2 separate regions of the Homo sapiens genome follow, and region 1 is linked to region 2. Evidence: chromatin contacts called from ENCODE Hi-C data. All regions are on one chromosome and are shown on one strand. The core of a region is the stretch at or near the end of the contact, and the rest is flanking DNA. Distances in the headings are between cores, read along the strand shown. Region 1 has its middle 170 kb from the start of LINC02254. Region 2 holds the start of LINC02254 (long intergenic non-protein coding RNA 2254).

What was found. A loop is a pair of places that touch in the nucleus more often than their neighbours do. Pooled maps may share reads with other maps.
Region 1: a loop to region 2 is called in a map of posterior cingulate gyrus, with 12 times the contacts of the local background. The contact joins the enhancer-like site here to the promoter of LINC02254 in region 2. A Hi-C loop is called at or near these places in 6 of 168 maps with a recorded cell type or tissue (Right ventricle myocardium inferior, cardiac septum, gastrocnemius medialis and 2 more) and 11 of 50 pooled maps.

What each region holds. Positions count from the first base shown.
Region 1 is chr15:97,691,342-97,694,241 of GRCh38, forward strand. No RefSeq gene overlaps it. Among named protein-coding and RNA genes, the nearest start is that of LINC02254, 170 kb to the left of the region's middle. RefSeq lists enhancers at 1-1,198, 1,010-1,511, 1,512-2,011. Within about 2 kb of position 1,415, at least 4 of the 41 ENCODE cell types and tissues checked have a DNase peak (open chromatin) inside an H3K27ac peak, as active enhancers do; they include gastrocnemius medialis, where a contact is called at or near this core.
Region 2 is chr15:97,520,407-97,523,214 of GRCh38, forward strand. It overlaps LINC02254 (long intergenic non-protein coding RNA 2254), which reads right to left and starts at 1,405. Exons shown (of 5, transcript NR_120324.1): 1 at 1,175-1,405.

The DNA.
Region 1 (2,900 bases), core at 165-2,664, 170 kb after region 2:
TATTATTCCTTTTTTGTTAGTTATCACATAGAACAGGTTGGCAGAGGTGAACAACAGTGGGGAGAAAGTCAAAACATTCTCCAAAGAAGCAAGTAGAATCAACTCACACTGACACCAGGAAGAAGTCTGCAGGGCCTGTGCAGTGGAGACAAGAGCTTCTATTGCAGGAAAGCCTTCTCCTTATGGAACTCAAGATGAAGTTAGTGATTTATTTGACATGCTGAATTGAAAAAGAAGCATCAAGTTCTCTCTGACCTCTCCATCCCCTCTGTCTCTTCCAAAGCACAGGATGAAGTTATTCTCTGAAGTCTTCTTATCTGTCTGAAGTCCAGACTTACCAATGAAGAAAACACTTATCTCAGAGTAATTGACAATGACTCTAATAGCAGCTAATTTTTTTTGTTCAAATCTAACTCATTATGTAAACTTCCATTTCTCAAAGAACTGAAATCCCCAAGTCTGGACTGCCTCTCTGCCCTCAGGGGTTAGTGACAGGGGCATGCAGACCCACCCTGTGCTTGTACCCCTACCACTCAGGATGAGTCTCTGACACCTCTGGGATGACACATCACCCCTGCCACTCCCTGCCCAGATGCACTGCACCACCTACATGGGTCACCGTCAGGCATAACGATGAGCCATCTGAATAATGACATCAGTTCTGGAATGTAAATAAGACAGCCGCCTATTCCATCCCACAGTGTGGAAGTTGAGTCAACACAGTCCTTTGAAGCTACAGCAGCGTGTGTTTTAATCAATGTCTGTGTCAGAGGTGAGACAGCTACCCTTTACCTGCGAGATGGCCTGTGACCTTTCACCTGTCAACAAGGCTCATTTGCAACAACTAACTCTTAGTCATTACCTGAAAATTCCATGTCATAAATAGAAGGCGCATCCCTGAGAGGTCAGTGGACAGATGGAAGGCAAATCCTGCCCAAACCATGCATGGCACCTTGCAGAAGAGAGGCAGAGCTGCCTGTGCTCCCCCACCCAAGTCAGGTGCTGTTCCCCTTTCTCAAGCAGGCCCCCAATTACTGTGGTTTTTCTGGGCTTCATGGCTAGCCAGCTCACCACGACAGCACAATACCGTGTTCTCACTCTCCACGCAACCAGCTATTTATAACTGCAGGATGCCAGGCTTGCATAGAGCAGTGTGACACTTCCAGAAAGTCGCACTGCTATTTTAGCAATCTCCTAACGAGGAGCACCAACAGACACAGCCTGTCCTCGCCAGGCAGAGGGAGTGAAAGTGTTCTGGAAGAGGAAGACTGCAATTTGTGCTTGTGTGTGTGTTTTATTTTTTAACCTGGGATGCCATTTAGCAATCTTAAAGGGACTGTCCTTCTCAGCCACCTCCCCCAACCCCCCAGCTGTCTTGATTAGTGGCTCTGTGTATGCTGGTCAGATCTGGGGATTAATGATGGCTAATTTGCCCGAGGTTGGTGCAGCCCAGGCAGCAGACGTTGCACAACCAGCTTTTGCTGCCATATGGGCGGAAGCAGCTGTTTCAATTACTTTCTGTGCCCAGATGTGTCAGACGAGCCACCAGTCCTCTGCGGGGTACATCAGCCGCACGGCAGCTAATTGCTTCAATCGCATGTGGAAGCGTGGTGCTGGGTACTGTGAAAGGGGGTTTTGGGGACAGCCAAGTGCCAGCTGTCGTCACGGCTCACAATGCCAGCAAGCTGAGAGGCTGAGACTAGACTTCAGTCTTCACTTGCTGGCCTACCTCGATGATACCTGGTCTGGCTGTGTCTTTGTGAGTTGTACACAATGGCGGCACAGAGACAGGTAACTTAACATGCGCTAGGCTGGGGTGTGTTTACGTCTCTGTGTCAGGAGCAGATGAAATTTGGGGCCCATGCTCTGTGGATACCAAAGACACCAAAATTACATGATTTCAATTAACATGCAGTTCAGGCTGGCCATTTGAATTTAAAGCTTCCAGGCACATTTTTAAAGGTTATAATCCCTCCTCCTGGAGCCCAGACGGTGATCAATGAATCAAAGTGTGTGTTACGTTTTCTTGTGTATCACTGAGCCAAAGGGGGATGGGAATGAAAGGTAGGCTAGCACCCATTCCCCTCTGCACTGTCCTAGGCTCTTTAGAAAAGAATCAGAAACATACCTTAAATATATACAATAAAATTTATTTAAGGAAAAAAAGAAATGGAAACAAATATCATGCAAAGATGTCATCTTTCCATTGTTTGGAGTAGGAGTGGTGATGGGAAAACCTGGGGTAAATAGGAAGCTGTTATCATCATCATAATACATCTATTTAGGAAAAGAACAAACATTTGTTTTGTGCTAATTCTATGGTAATCAGGGTGATTGTACTGTACATAGCTACTGGTTGTTGCCATGGTTATTTCAAGCAGTTTGTGGTTATTAATGGCCTAGAATAATCCACAGTACTCAGTTTGAGACCTTTCATCAGAAACATGAGTACTAATTTCAGTCTCACATCCCAACATTTTTGGAGCCCAAAATAAGTTTCCTTTCTCTTAGCTTTGTATATTATGTGGCATCTAATCTGTGTTATGAAATGGTTTGCTCCCTTTTTCACATTACTTCTCCTCAAAAACACCTTTAAAAAAAAAACACCTTTTGACTACAGATCTATAGTATGATTAACAGAGCTCAGCGTTTTTCTACTGATCTATTGATGAATATGTATTAATGCAACCTAGCCAAAAACTGCATTGAGAGAATGAACATGTAATCTGTGTTCATGGACTCCTCTTTCATAGTCAAACCATGCATGGAGTCTGTGAACTACCCATCTCCGGCCCAGTAAACCAGTGCTTCAACACTGGCCTGCCTGCCTGCCTAATGTTACATCTCGAGTTGAATCTTCCTTGAGTCTGGAAAACAGTTATTCATTTCCCTCCTGAAGC
Region 2 (2,808 bases), core at 155-2,654:
ATGCCTTCAGTGTTACTCAGTTTCATTCTTTACAGCTTTTATTTTCTCTTTAAAGACCCTACCAGTCAGTTGGGCCTCTTGATCAGTTGGGTAGAAGTTGGGAGATATACATTGTTTGGGAGGAGATCATAATTTAAGCAAAAAGCCTCCGAGGAATGAAATGCCACGTCTTTCCATTTGCAAGCATTCCCACCAGGCTCTCTTTTGGAGAACTTCCCTTCCCTTCACCTCCCCCATTTTACTATAACATTGCGTCAGATATTTAGAAATGTTTTGTTTTAATACCAAGTGACTTTCTTTTTTTTCTATATCTGTTTTCTAACCAATCTGATACTTCAAGGCAACAAATAAGAAACGGCTTTGTTATTGAATTGGGAACAAAAGGTACAGTGGAGAAGCATATTAAAATGTTCAGAAAATCCTAAACTGAAATCTGTTTACTAAAGCCACCAGCTGTCACTTCCTCTCCTGGCTGTCGTGCACTACCTATCTGGAACTGTCGCCTTGCACTCATTGCCCTGACCCTACTGTATATCCGCTCTGATGTTTTCTTAGAAAAACAAGTTTACCCCCTTCCCTCTCAATTACATCTAAATGTACTCTAAATGTGCTGTCATTCTCAATTGCATTCAATGTTCTTTTCAATTTTAAAATGGATGTTTATAAGAAGTAGCATGACAATCTATTTAAGAATAAAAGTCAAAGAATTAAACTAAATGACCACAATAGGAATCATCAATGTGGAACTGAGAATGTTGACTTGAGTACCTAGAGTTCAATCATAAATTAAAAATCGTTAAAATGTGGTGTTTGGGGTTACAAACTCTGTTTCAAATTACAAGTAGCTGTGCCTGGCATGTTAGGATTGTTTTCTGATCTTAATGAATGCTAAAGTTGAGATTTTTCAGAAGGATAAAAAGTCTTTTTAGGAAACCATTACGGATCCTCGTATTTCAGTGACCCCATCCACCCACTCCCCGCTTTGCTTCAATGTTGGCAACATCTGACACCCTTTTCGGCATGTTCAGGAGAGAAGCCAAGGATTAAACCGGCCATGAAAACTCTTTTCCTTCTCAACTCACCGCTGGGAAGCGAGTGTATTCTGTAAATTCCTGTATCTGGCCAGGAGGGCTTAGGGGATAGGGTGGGCCGCTCAGAGCTGAGACGTACTCACACTGTGGATAGATAGACGTCCGTCTCCAAAACCGCCAACTTTGCTTCTTCCACTACCGCTTGGCTCCCTGTAGTCAATCTGCATGTGATTCCTATTAAAATCCTGTTTCCTTAAAGCAACAAGGGTTTCAGCCTAGAGAATAAGATATCTGACCTCTGGAGCCCATGAGCTATCACTGCTACATATATTCACTGAATCAACTATCAGCACGCAGGCCCTATCAGCAAAGGAGAGAAATGTGCAAACTTCTTGCAGCATTAATCAAACCTGAAACGTTATTTTTAAGGTGTCACGAAATCCACGTTGACTGACTGGTCCTTTTAATCTTAATTTTGAACAGTTGCTACTCCAATTAAATTCTACCACCTAGCATTTTCAAACAGCTCCTGGTTGTTTCCACAAACTCCGTTAATGGACAGCTGTTTCTGACAGCTCCCTGATTTGCCAGTGCTGTGTTGGCTGCCGGCACAGGAGGCCCGTTCTGTATTCTGCTGCTGGCACCGGGGGATATGCAAATGAACACATGAATCAGTTGTCACCACCACAGACACTGTGCAGGGAGACGATCAGAATGTGTGGGGAGCTTAGTTGGCTGCAAGTGAGGGGAAAAGAAGGGGGGTAGGAAAGCTTCGGTTTCTTGAAGTGAGTTTTCTTTTCTTTTTCTTTTTTGAAGTGTCTCCAGTTTATTTTCACTTTGTGGCATTCATTAGATTTCAGTTCAGGAAAGTGCAATCTGTTCCTCGCCAATCACCAACAGAAACCCTGAAAGTTTGGGAATGATAGAAACATTTCAGGTAAACACCATTAGAACTTTGGTAGCACAAGCAGAATATTATAGGCACTTCCGTTTTTCAAATATTTCCCCATCCGAAGCGGGTGAGGGAACGATGGGGACAAAACAAAACTTTTGTTCCCCGTACGGATGTGCTCGAGAACACTTGGCTTGGGTTCCAAAGCCTGGTCATAAGTGCTCTGAATTATTTCCAGCAAGTAATGCCGAACTGCTCCACCCGCCAAGCTGAATGCTCATACACATGGTGTGAATGCGTTACATGAAGAACAGAGTGAGTGAGCCCCAGCCCCGGGGGCTTCCGTCCCGTCCCTCAGACCTAGCCGACATACGAAACAATGGAGAAACGTTGTTGCTCTTGTGTTATTTAGGATTCAGTCAGGGAAGTAGTTCCACTAAGAGTGACACAGACTGTGGGGATTATGATGGGCTGCATCTTATGTAATTGTGGGATGTGGTGAGGCTCCAGTCACTGTAGGTCAGCAGGACCTGTGGCTGGGAAGAAAAGCTGGACAGAAAGTGGTGACCGCAAGGACAAGTTGAAATCCGTGAGGACATACTGGAACCCGTAGAGACAAATGGGAACCTGTGAGCACAAATTGGTACTGTTTCTGTCTCTCACTGCCTGCAAGTTTGATGGCATGGGTGATCTGAAGAAGGAGTGACACCTTAGGCCACATTTCTGAACAGGACTTGGCCTAAGACTTGAAGAGACAGGAGGAGCTGGAGGAGAGGGGGTCCAAGTGGCTGCCCTTCCCAGCAAGAAGAGCCAGTGGGTCAGTGACAATATGCCCCAGCTCTGGTGAGGCTGGGAGCCCTACTCCAACTCTCTGAACCTTAGGAC